Linked DNA regions of Homo sapiens: region 2 is linked to region 1. A link is a contact called in ENCODE Hi-C or POLR2A ChIA-PET data. All regions are on one chromosome and are shown on one strand. The core of a region is the stretch at or near the end of the contact, and the rest is flanking DNA. Distances in the headings are between cores, read along the strand shown. Region 1 holds the start of NUP35 (nucleoporin 35). Region 2 overlaps NCKAP1 (NCK associated protein 1).

Region 1 (5,668 bases), core at 1,927-4,426:
TTAAGCTTGCTAAATTGTTTCTTTTTCTTCCCCATAAAAAGTTCATCATTATTGTGATAAAACCGTAACCATGCATATATTAGAGCACTTACAAAATAACAGTGATAACTAGCACCCTAACTCAGAAACATGTTGAAAAGAGTCGAAAACTTATTTTTGTATCTTTTTTCTTAATCATTAGTTTAAGTCAAGAATAATCACAGCTGGGCATGGTGACTCACGCCTGCAATCCTAGCACTTTGGGAGGCCAAGGCAGGAGGATCACTTGAGCTCAGGAGTTCAAGACCAGCCTGGGCAACACACTGAGATCTCATCTTTTTTATTTAAAAAAAAAAAAAAATTAAAGAATCATCATTAAATATCCCCCTAATATAAAGCCAACTTAGAGAACTGAAACCTCACAATTGATACAAAATAAATCCTCACAATCTATAGAGTAGATATTATTTCCCTTATGAAGATGAGTGAGCTATATAATTCTAATTTCAGAGCAAAATAGCAGAATAAGGAAAACAATGGGCTATGGAGTCAAAGATGTGGGTTCAAGTTCTCTCAGTAAAAGGGAATAAGCATAGCTAGCATCCACTAACAGAGCTTTTGTTAGAATTATAGCAAGTATAGCTTGACCTGGTACCTGATACACAGGTGCTCAATAAATACGAATTATTATTTTCTACAAATATTTTATAATAGCAAAAACTGAGTAAAGTATAAATGTAGAATTTGCAATCTCTGCTTATGAAAATAATTTTCAACTAGGTGACAAGCCTGAGTGTGACTCATTGCACTCAGAAGGGTCAAATGTTTGCTATGTTATTTGTATGGTTTTTTATTAACTATTACTTAACTTCTAGATGGCCTTAACAATCTGTTTCTTAATATCCGAAAGCTGCCAACTATTTAGTCTTCCTCTTATTTCCCATTATATTAGGCCTAGATATTAACAATACAAGTGTATAAAAGACAAAAAAAAAAACAAATTCAATAAATGGATAAAGCAAATGCTAAAACAAGGTGTGAAAAACTCTAATTACATTGTAATTATTTTATAAAGTGCTAGTTACTATGTTACATGGCACTGTAGAAATATTTCGTAAGAAGATCCACTAAAATCAAACCAAAAGTCTAAACAAAAGCATATTCTTAACAGATATTCAGAATACCATATTAAACGCAAAGTTTTTGGTAACATTCACTACATTCACTCCCCCTCCCTAAAAGAAAAAAAAATTATAGCAAAATAAAGTAAGAATTGGCTTAAGAAAAGTTCTGATGTATCTGGATACATACAGACACAGTAGAAGGCGCAAGCCTCTAATCCCAGGATTTTGGGAGGCCGAGGCAGGTGGATCGCTCGAGCTCAGTTCGAGACCAGTCTGGACAAAATGGCGAAACCTTGTCTCTACCAAAAATACAATAAGTAGCTGGGAGTGGCGGCACACTGTGGTCCCAGCCCCTGGGAGGCTGAGGTGGGAGGATTGCTTGAGCCCGGAGGGGGAGGTTGCAGTGAGCTGAGACTGCACGACTGCACTCCAGCCCAGGTGACACGGCTGTGTCAAAAAAGAGGAAGGGAGGGAGGGAGAGAGGGAAGAAGGAAGGAAAAGAAAAAAGAAAGCACCAGACAGGAAGGAGGGCACAATGGGCTCTTAATCAGGACTGTCACCAACCACCCCTCAGGCTAAATTTCACTTAAAGCAAACTTAAGGAAAAGATGCTGCATGTCCTCAATTCCATTTCATATTCTGTGCTCCCAAAAGATACGTACTCAGCTAGCAGTTTGTTGAAGTCAACCCTTAGTTTTACTACACCAGTGGGCACCTGGAATATCTGCAAAATGTGGACTTAAACATTAATACTGGCTAATGTCAGATTTCTGGCAAGGCAATATACAGGGATTGGTTTACTCACATTTGTAACCCCAATAAATATGCACTCCAAAATGTTTTTGTTGAATAGAAAAATTTGGAACTGGAAATGAAGAGTTTTTGATCTCTAAAATACATTAAAAATAAATACCAAGACGACATCTATATATAAATTTTAATGCAGAGTATCTGCATTATTGACATTATGCATTTAGTTTTTTTATGACAGACTAAAGTAGTTCAAGTTACTCTATTCTCAAAAAGAACTTATTTTACACCAAACATGGCAAGCATTACATACCCTTCAAATCTAAAGACTCTTTCCACACCATATATATTACATTTGCTCTCTTTTCCAAGCTCAGAAAGTTATAACCTAACTTTTCAGGTAAGTCTCTATGACAGTAAGACGGTTTATTTTCCGTTCTAAAATTTTCGACGATTCTCACAAGTCGCAAAACTCAGCAGGAAAAAAAGAAATCCGCGTGCTGTTAAAGTGGTAGATTTTTTTCAAAGACGACATATTTCAACGAGGCTCCGCAATGAATAATGGGAATGAATCTTTAAAAAAATTCAGATCGTGACTTACTAGAGAAAAATACCTCCTACAATACTTAAGAGTCACTTTCCCCAAATAAAGGCGGGAAATATCGTGCGAACTCCTAGCTTGCTGTTAAGGTCAATATCTCAATGATTACCAACCACACGGTTGATTAAATGTTGCACGATTCAAGCTTCCATTAATAACAAGATTCCTTTGGCAAAGCCCGGGAGAGAGGAGTCAAAACAGGAACTGGAAGCACCGGTGATCAAGAAGCAGTGGACTGCACCCACACACTTCAGGGCACCGCCCACCCACGTGTACCGCGGTCAGTTCCTCCCAGGGATGCTTCTGGGGACCAGCAACCAGCTGGGAATCCAGCAACCAGCATCGCGTCTCGGGTATCAGAAGGAGGTTAAGGTATGGGCCAGTCTAACGTGGCTGGCGTGTGGGGGCACAAACACAGCTCAGTCACCGCCAGACGGCCTTTTCTTCACCCTCCCAGGGCCCTCAGCTTCCCGGCGCCACCTTTGTAGCAGTATGGAGGCGACGCGTCGAGTAGGGGACCGACTATGAACTTGGGGGCACCCAAGGATTCCCTCTCCGCGACTGAAACCAGCAGACGAGAGCCTGACGACTGCCTTTCAGTCTTGCCCGCCTCCAGGCCCAGAGCATGGATGGCAGTGCCAGCAAGGAAAAGCAATATTTCACTCACCTAACGCGGGCCCCTGAGGTTCCACTGCAAAGGCTGCCATTGCGTCGGCAACTACACTTAAAACCAGTACCTTCCCAATTAATTTTCAAAAATGGCGGAAACGCTCCCCACGGGTAACGGCGTGCTACCTTATGGGGTTGCGTAACTTCCGGACCTGCGCTATGCTTAAGTTGTAGGCGCCGGAGCCATTTTGGAATAGGGCAAAGTCTTTGCGCTGAGAATTTCCGAGGAAAGGGTTTTTGCACCGGGAAGGTGGCGAACCAGCGTATGGTTCTGTGAATGCTTTTCATCCGGGAATGCTTCCTGATTTGTGGGTACTTAAGTTACATAGAAGCACAGATTATTTTACTCACGGTTTCATAATTAGCGTGAGTTGACCCAGTGCTCTATCATCGGTCAGCTTTTCTGAGTAGCACCTGGAAAAGTCAGCTTGATGAAAACAGTTGGTGCCTCTTTGCAATGTCGATTTCTGGACTTAGTACATGACGCTTTTTCCTCAAAGCATGTTTTCTACTATCCGTATGCCATTTCTTTTAAATTTTGTGTTATGTAGACAATTTTACATTAAAGCGTAACTCATACGCCGTTTTGTTGCATATTAAAACATACAAAAATATAGCTAACGAACGCATAAAGTACACATGTAAATAATGGAAGATAATTATACGCACCCACGAACCCTCCACACCGCGGAATCTTGCGTGCTTCTGCATGTGCCATCCCTGCCGTCCACGTCCCCTCACTTTGCTGCTTTTCTTTAGGGCATAGTCATACGTAAATCACATACACATATTCTGCATATGTGTGTGTAAAAATATATTGTTTAGTTTTGCTCAAATACTAACTTTATAAAATAATGTGCTACATATGTATAACTGGGGACGTTCTCTGCTCCATACCATGAGGATTATTTCCAAAATATCCACCCATGCTCAGCTATTTCTTCTAGGACTTCCTAAAATCTCAAATGGAGGAAGAATTTTGTCTTTGGAATGAGGCAGTAACAATTCCAGAATTAAATGGTAGGTTCACAGAAATCAAATTTTAAAACCACTCACAGATCGAATTGACTTTTTGAAAATGGGTGTGTGAATTGAATTGTGTCCCTCAAAAATTTATGTTCAAGTCCTAACCCTCATACTTATGAATATGACCTTATTTGGAAATCGGGTCTTTGCAGATGTAATAAAGTTCAGATAAAGTCACATTGGAGTACCACAAGCTCGGTTAACTAAACCAGCACAAATGTATCTCTTACAGTTCTGGAGGCCAAAAATCCAAAATGAGTATTGTAGGGCTAAAATCAAAGTACCAGAAGGACTATTTTCTTCTGGAGGCTCCAGGGGAGAATCTATTACCTTGCTTTTTCAAGCTTCTAGAAGCCACTTATATTTCTTAGCTTGTGCCACCTTCCTGCTTTTTCAAAGCCAACGATGTAGCATCTTTGGTCTGTCTGACACTGCTTTGTTCAGCTTCTGCCATCACATAGCCTTGTGATGACATTTAGGACCCACCCAGGTAATCCAGGATAATCTTACTATTTCAATATTCAGTAGAGGTGATTAAGTTAATAATCACATCTTCAAAATACCTTTTGCCATATAAGGTAACATTCACAGATTCTAAAGCTTAGTGTATGGATATCTTTGGGGAGTAGTCAGCCCACAACACAGGGCAATCCACTTTTTAGAATTAAGCTACCAAGAAAGGTATATCAATGTATAAATTTCTACACACATTGAGGCTAGATGTGGTGGCTCACACCTGCAATCCCAGCACCTTGGGAGGCTGAGGGGTTGATCACTTGAGTCCAGGAGTTTGAGATAGTGAGACCCCACTTCTCTACAAAATAAAAAAGAAATTTCTATACAAATTATGATCTAGCCAAACAAAAGAACACTATACAACAACTAAAATGAATTAGATGGATTTGATATGAGTGTAAATATTAACCTAGAAAGACCTCTGTGATAGATATAATGAAAAAAAGTAATTTGAAAACATGCATGCATATACGGCACCATTTTTATTTAATAACGGGTTTATTTAGGAACAGATGCAGAGAAAGAGAAAAGAGTGATACTTCTTTAAATAAAAGAAGATGTTGAAAAAGATTTGCACCAGCCGGGCATGGTGGCTCATGCCTGTAATCCCAGCACTTTGGGAGGCCAAGGCGGGCGGATCACGAGGTCAGGAGTTCCAGACCAGCCTGGCCAACATGGTGAAACCCCATCTCTACTAAAAAATACAAAAATTATCCGGGCATGGTGGCACATGCCTGTAATCCCAGCTACTTGGGAGGCTGAGGCAGGAGAATCGCTTGAACCCAGGAGGTGGAGGTTGCAGTGAGCCAAGACCATGCCACTGCACTCCAGCCTGGCGACAGAGCGAGACTCTGTGTCCAAAAAAAAAAAAGAAAAGAAAAAGAAAAAGATTTGCACCAAACTATTAACAGTAAAGTAGAAAAGGGTTTGTAAATTGGAGGATTTAAGAATGGCCTTTACACATGTATACATATGTAACAAACCTGCACGTTGTGCACATGTA
Region 2 (5,668 bases), core at 1,350-3,849, 170 kb after region 1:
TTTATGGCATCTTAGTTTAGTTTTCTCTATTTTGTAGGTGAGAAAATGGAAAGCGAAAATAGGTGAATTGACTTGGTAAAGGGGACAGAACCTCAGAGTCTTTGGCTTGTGGTCAGGCCTTCATAGTATTGAATCATGATGTTTTCTTTGAAATACCAGCTTCAAAATTCCAGCCAAAGTTAACAATTTGTTCACACTTGCGGTTTGAATGTATTTGCTTTCCATAGATTATAATACAAAAATTACTGGGCTTATTGCTTTTTCTTAGGTAATCTTTTAAATTATCTTATGCCCTCTAAGTTGAATGAAAAATGCCTTCAGAATGCTTAATGTTTCAGTAAAGATGTAAAGGAACTGAAGCAACAACATTTTAAATACCTTTTTATTAGCCTTTTAGAAATATCCTACAGCTACGGTGATTTATATTAAACGAATCTGTATATATAATAACTATGTAGTTTTTGAAAGAATTTGAACTTGGGCCACCAAAACTTTTGAACTTACAAGCAGAATAGAGAAATCATGTTTTAAAATAAACATTTTCTTCGTAAAAGCTTTTTGGTGGTTACTTGAGTCTTGATATTTTAGTTTTTGTTTGTTTGTTTTTTTTTTTTTTTTGAGATGGAGTCTCACTGTGTTGCCCAGGCTGCAGTACAGTGGCACAATCTCAACTCACTGCAACTTCCACCTCCGAAGTAGCTGGGACTACAGGCACGCACCACCAAGCCTGGCTTATTTTTGTATTTTTAGTAGAGACGGTGTTTCACCGTGTTGGCCAGGCTGGTCTCGAACTCCTGACCTCAAGAGATCCACCCACCTCGGCCTCCCAAAGTGCTGGGATTACAGGCATGAGCCACCGTGCCTGGCCAATTTTTAGTTTCTTAAGAAAATGATAGACGGTAGTGGTAAGTAGCTTACAGTTCAGATGTAGCACATAGAGTTCTAAATGTGGTTAATCTGATTTACTGAAAATTGAGCAAATATATAGAACAAGTTAATTTCCACAAACTTAATAGTATTTTGCTGAGTGAATAAATAGCAAGAGTCAGTGTGACTAAAAGCTTAGTATAATCAAAGATTTAAGGAGAGGCAATATTACCCATTGGTTAAGAACTCAAGCTTTCAGCCAGGCGTGGTGGCTCATGCCTGTAATCCAGCACTTTGGGAGGCCGAGGTGGGGGATTGCCTGAAGTTAGGAGTTCAAGACCAGCCTGGCCAACATGGTGAAATCCCCCCTCTACTGAAAATACAAAAATTAGCTGGGTGTGGTGGTGGGCACTTGTAATCCCAGCTACTAGGGAGGCTGAGGCAGGAGAATCACTTGAACCCGGGAGGCGGAGGTTGCAGTAAGCTGAGATCACACCACTGCACTCAAGCCTGCATGACAGAGTGAGACTCTGTCTCAAAAAAAAGAAAAAACTCAAGCTTTCAAGTTAGACTTTCCTGAATTTCAGACCTGTCACTTACAAGCTTTGATTTCGGACAAATGTTTAAGCTTGTACTTTGAGAGAATTTTATGAGATCATGCATGTCAAGCTTTTAGGTACTCAGCATAATGTCTGTTATTTTAGTATTCATTGTATCATTATCCTCTCATTGTTATTTTTAAAGTTTTCTGCAATTATTGTATAAAAGTCAACTTTTAGATGGCTTAAAATATAAAGTTTATAAACTTTATATGGTTGTAAATATACAAACATTGAAATGCTGGTCTTGGTTCTTTACAAGCAGTATCATTCTTATTTATTAGACTAATTCTGCTGTAAATACATAATTTTTTTCTATCCTACTGTTCTCAAATAAGAAATTTCTCATCTCCAATTTTTTTTCTTGTGTTCCTTCAGTATGAGATAATAGAAGAATTATGGCTCTGAAATTTTACTTTAGCCAGCTATTTTTTATTTCAGACTGAATAAACTAGGCACTTCTAGAATTATCTGTATTATTTTTTGCTTTTTTGTTATTTAATTTGATGGATACAGTATCATGGTATGGTAATAAAAATTAGCCTATTTTGAGTCTCTCTGAATTCATTTATATGAACAGTTCCTTAATACTGCAAGGATCTGGCCTTCTGCTTTTCCTTCCTCCTTCACTTTTCTAGCATGGCTGGCCTGATTGCTGTTGTGTCATTTCAAACTACCCTTCACTAAGACATGGTCATAACTTGCCTGTTCGTGACATTCATGTATTTTTCATATGTCACCGTATCAGAATGTCCTTCCTGACCAAGCTTTCTAAAATAGCAAACATCACTTTTTATTCTCTTCATTCAGCTGTATGTGTATCTTAATTGTGACCTCTCATGCAGTGTATTTGTTCATGTCACTCTCACTAGAGTATAAATGCAGTTCTAAACTCTGTTAAAACCTTGCTGCAGACCTAACACATATTAGGCACTTAGTAAATATTTGTTGGATGCAAAAATAAAAATAGCTAGCTTTGTTTGTTTATTTGTTGGAGACAGAGTCTTGCTGTGTCACCCAGGCTGGAGTGCAGTGGTGTGATCATGACTCACTGCCAGCTTGGCCCCCCTGGGCTCAGGCGATTCTGTCACCTCAGCCTCCTGAGTAGCTGGGACTACAGGCATGTGCCAGCAAGTACGGCTAATTTTTTGTAGAGACAGGGTTTCGCCATATTGCCCAAGCTGGTCTCTAACTCCTGGGCTCAAATGGTCCACCCACCTCAGCCTCTTAAAGTGCTGGGATTACAGGCACGAGCCACTGTGCCTGGCCCCAGCTTTCTTAACTCTGTTTTATTCAAGGACTTTTCTAAGATCTTCACTTATCTTATTAACTCCTTTACATCTTTAAAAGAGGTGTTTTCCTTATTTTACAAATTAGGAAAGTGAGGCCAAGAAGGATTAAATAACTTACGCACGCTCACATTTTAGTCAGTGGTGAAACTGAAATTTGAACTCAGTCTGTCTAGCACCACAGATTATGCTAGTACCATGCTACACTGCCTGTAGAGCTGAGAGGGATCTCAGTAGTCATCTAACCTACTCCTATCTGATGAAGGAGCACATGTTGCATTTTTCTAGATGTATTAGCTAGTCTTTTTGAAAATGAGGCCATCTTATCAATTACTGTACATCTCTAGTTTATGTTGATTTAGTATCTAAGTAGTAATTTTTTATTGGTCCTTATTCTTACATCAAGAGGCAGGGATTGCCTTTGACGAGATCACTCTTCACGTATTTAAAAACTGCTTCCCTTCATGTATCATCTTTCTCTTCCTCGTGTGGAATATATTCATATTCAGTCTCTTTGCCATCTTTCTCACTCCTTCCTCTGTACAAACTCTGTTTTTTTTGTTGTCACTCTTAGAGAATAGTGCCCTGAACCAAGAATGAGTTTCAGATAAGGTGTGATGAGTGAGAGTACATTTATCTATTCTGGATACTGTACTTACTGACACAGTTTAAGATAGCATGAACACATTTGGTAGCTATGCCATACTGTTTTCACAATCAACTTGCAATCAGATGAATTGTCTCTTTTTTTCACTTATGCTAACCTTAAACCATGGCTTTCCACATCTTATATTTTGTGAAATTTTTAGACCTGAGTGTATGCTTTGTAGTTTTTCTTAGTAGAGTTTATCTTGTTAGGTATTGTCCATTATTCTAGGGTCTTTTTTTGAGTACAGATTTTATCCTAGTCTTTTAACAATTATTTTATAAACTTAACTATTTTAGCCTTGTCTGTAAGTATGAATGTTATCAAATATATTCTCATTCTTGAGAAGAAATGGAAGGTGCTTATGTTTTAACATTTCTCTCTTATATTTTGGAGTGGCTGTATTCTCGCTCAGATATTAAAATTTAAAGTTAGGGGAATGCGGAACGACTGTAAACAATGTTGACTTTTTAAATATCCTTAACCAAGATGGTTAAGGATGTTAAAACATTTTTTCTTGAAAACTTTTGATGTTAGCTTTCTAGTAATCTCCTATGTGATTCTTTTCTTACTTGACTTTTCATTTTACCTTCATAATAACTTCCATATTTTATTAATGATTTAATATTGTAGTAATATTTTTTGGTATTTGTTTTTACTTTTTTGCTTCTCAAATACTAAATCCTGACTTATTTAAGGATTATGTTTTTCAGAAGGCTTCCTATGAAATATTTATATTTTTAATATTGTGCCTTCATCATTTAGTTCTTCAAAACAAGGTTAATTGTAAGGATTCCATTTTCTGGAATTGTATAATGTTTTATAGTGATTTTGTTTGAGTTCTCTCCTAATAATCCAGATTGTTTAGTATTCAACTACTTGTGTATTATTAAGAACTTGAGAAGGTGTTTATTTGTGACTTTGTTTTCTCAGCCTCTGTGTACTGAGGCATACTTCATACGTATTCTTATATTTTATTACATAAGAAATCCTACAGATCATAATGATGTTTCATATAGATAAATTCAGTGTGTTGTATACTAGTCTGTCTCATTGAAATAAATCTCTAAAAGTTATTCTGTCAGTGATGATTCTAATTTTTTTAGCGTCCTATAAAATTTCCTTAGAATAACCTAATTTTTGAAATTATAGGAACAAAAGAACTTACAGATTTTTGCTTCCAGTATTGGTAGGTAATTCAGACCTCCTTATTTCCAAAGAACAACTTAAAAAGCTGGAGATATATATATATCTCTATAAAATAATCTTCTTTAAAGAAGAACTAAAAAGATAGTGAAGTATTTCTAGGCTGACGCCAAGGAGAACCTGGGAAATCAGAGACATAAGCCCAGCTTTGGAAGCCACTTTTCACCCAGGCATGTGTACTGAAGCAGAAGTAACATTTGTAAAACTAAGCTGAATTCTGGTGGCCTTGTGGAACAAGGGTGTCAGTAGTCAAAAACCTAGAGTAAAGCCTTCTCAAAGTAGGGCATGGGAAGGAAGTCTGCATAATTTCTCCCCAGCCCTCTTTACATAGACACTGTCTAACTTCGGGGTAGGGGTGAACTGGAAATGAGTCACCCCTCCCCAGGATTTGCAGCCCTGTTTATGTTATATGCTTTATCTAAGGCATCTCAATCCTTGGACCTGGATTAATGTGGTCCTAGGTTGGTAGTGCCCCAATGTACTTAGCAGAAGCTAACACAGATCTTCTCTGGAGAAAGATATCCTCATCCTAGGCTTCAGATGATTCCTGCAAATAATTCATCAAGCACATGACCTTCAGCTGGAGAGTGGAAGTCTTTTGGAGATTAGTGCAGGGTGGAGGTAGGAGGTTTTATATATCTGGCAGGCTGCCATGATTAAATTATTGTCTTGTTTTCAGCCTCAAGCCTTCCTTTCTGTGCCATTGCCTTCAATTTCTGATCCCTTCCTCCTTTCCTCCCTCTTGAGGTGTGATTTAACTTGCTTCTGCATTTTATCTCCATTATAAGAACTTGCTAATCAAATTTCTCACCTCTCCTTATTCTTTGCTCTAGTTTCCATCTTCCAGGAATTTGTTGACTTTTCTCCTTTGATCTTGTTTTTTCTGCTGTTTCCTTTTTTTTTTTTTTGGTAGGTTTATGCCTTTATTTTTTTACCTCTGACTTGAGTGGATTTCTGAAAGGAGCAGTTTTAGACATTTAAAATTCTCTACATTTAATCAGCACTTCTACATAGTTTACATACTTGTTTGAGCATTTTTTTTTTCTTTCCAACTTCTATTT

The links. A loop is a pair of places that touch in the nucleus more often than their neighbours do. ChIA-PET counts read pairs that join two places held with the same protein, here RNA polymerase II (POLR2A). Pooled maps may share reads with other maps.
Region 2: a pooled map shows a loop between it and region 1 (3-fold over the local background). The contact joins the enhancer-like site here to the promoter of NUP35 in region 1. A Hi-C loop is called at or near these places in 2 of 50 pooled maps. POLR2A ChIA-PET finds 5 or more read pairs at or near these places in 3 of 52 experiments (CD8-positive, alpha-beta T cell, endothelial cell of umbilical vein and naive thymus-derived CD4-positive, alpha-beta T cell).

What each region holds. Positions count from the first base shown.
Region 1 is chr2:183,121,951-183,127,618 of GRCh38, reverse strand. NUP35 (nucleoporin 35) reads right to left here and starts at 3,176. Exons shown (of 9, transcript NM_138285.5): 1 at 3,122-3,176. The coding sequence starts at 3,161. LOC124907917 (a long non-coding RNA gene) reads left to right here and starts at 2,662. Exons shown (of 2, transcript XR_007087331.1): 1 at 2,662-2,826; 2 at 2,912-3,702. RefSeq lists an enhancer at 2,358-3,126.
Region 2 is chr2:182,946,587-182,952,254 of GRCh38, reverse strand. All of the region lies in intron 23 of NCKAP1 (NCK associated protein 1), which reads left to right. Among named protein-coding and RNA genes, the nearest start is that of FRZB, 83 kb to the right of the region's middle. RefSeq lists an enhancer at 2,153-2,652. Within about 2 kb of position 2,599, at least 8 of the 41 ENCODE cell types and tissues checked have a DNase peak (open chromatin) inside an H3K27ac peak, as active enhancers do.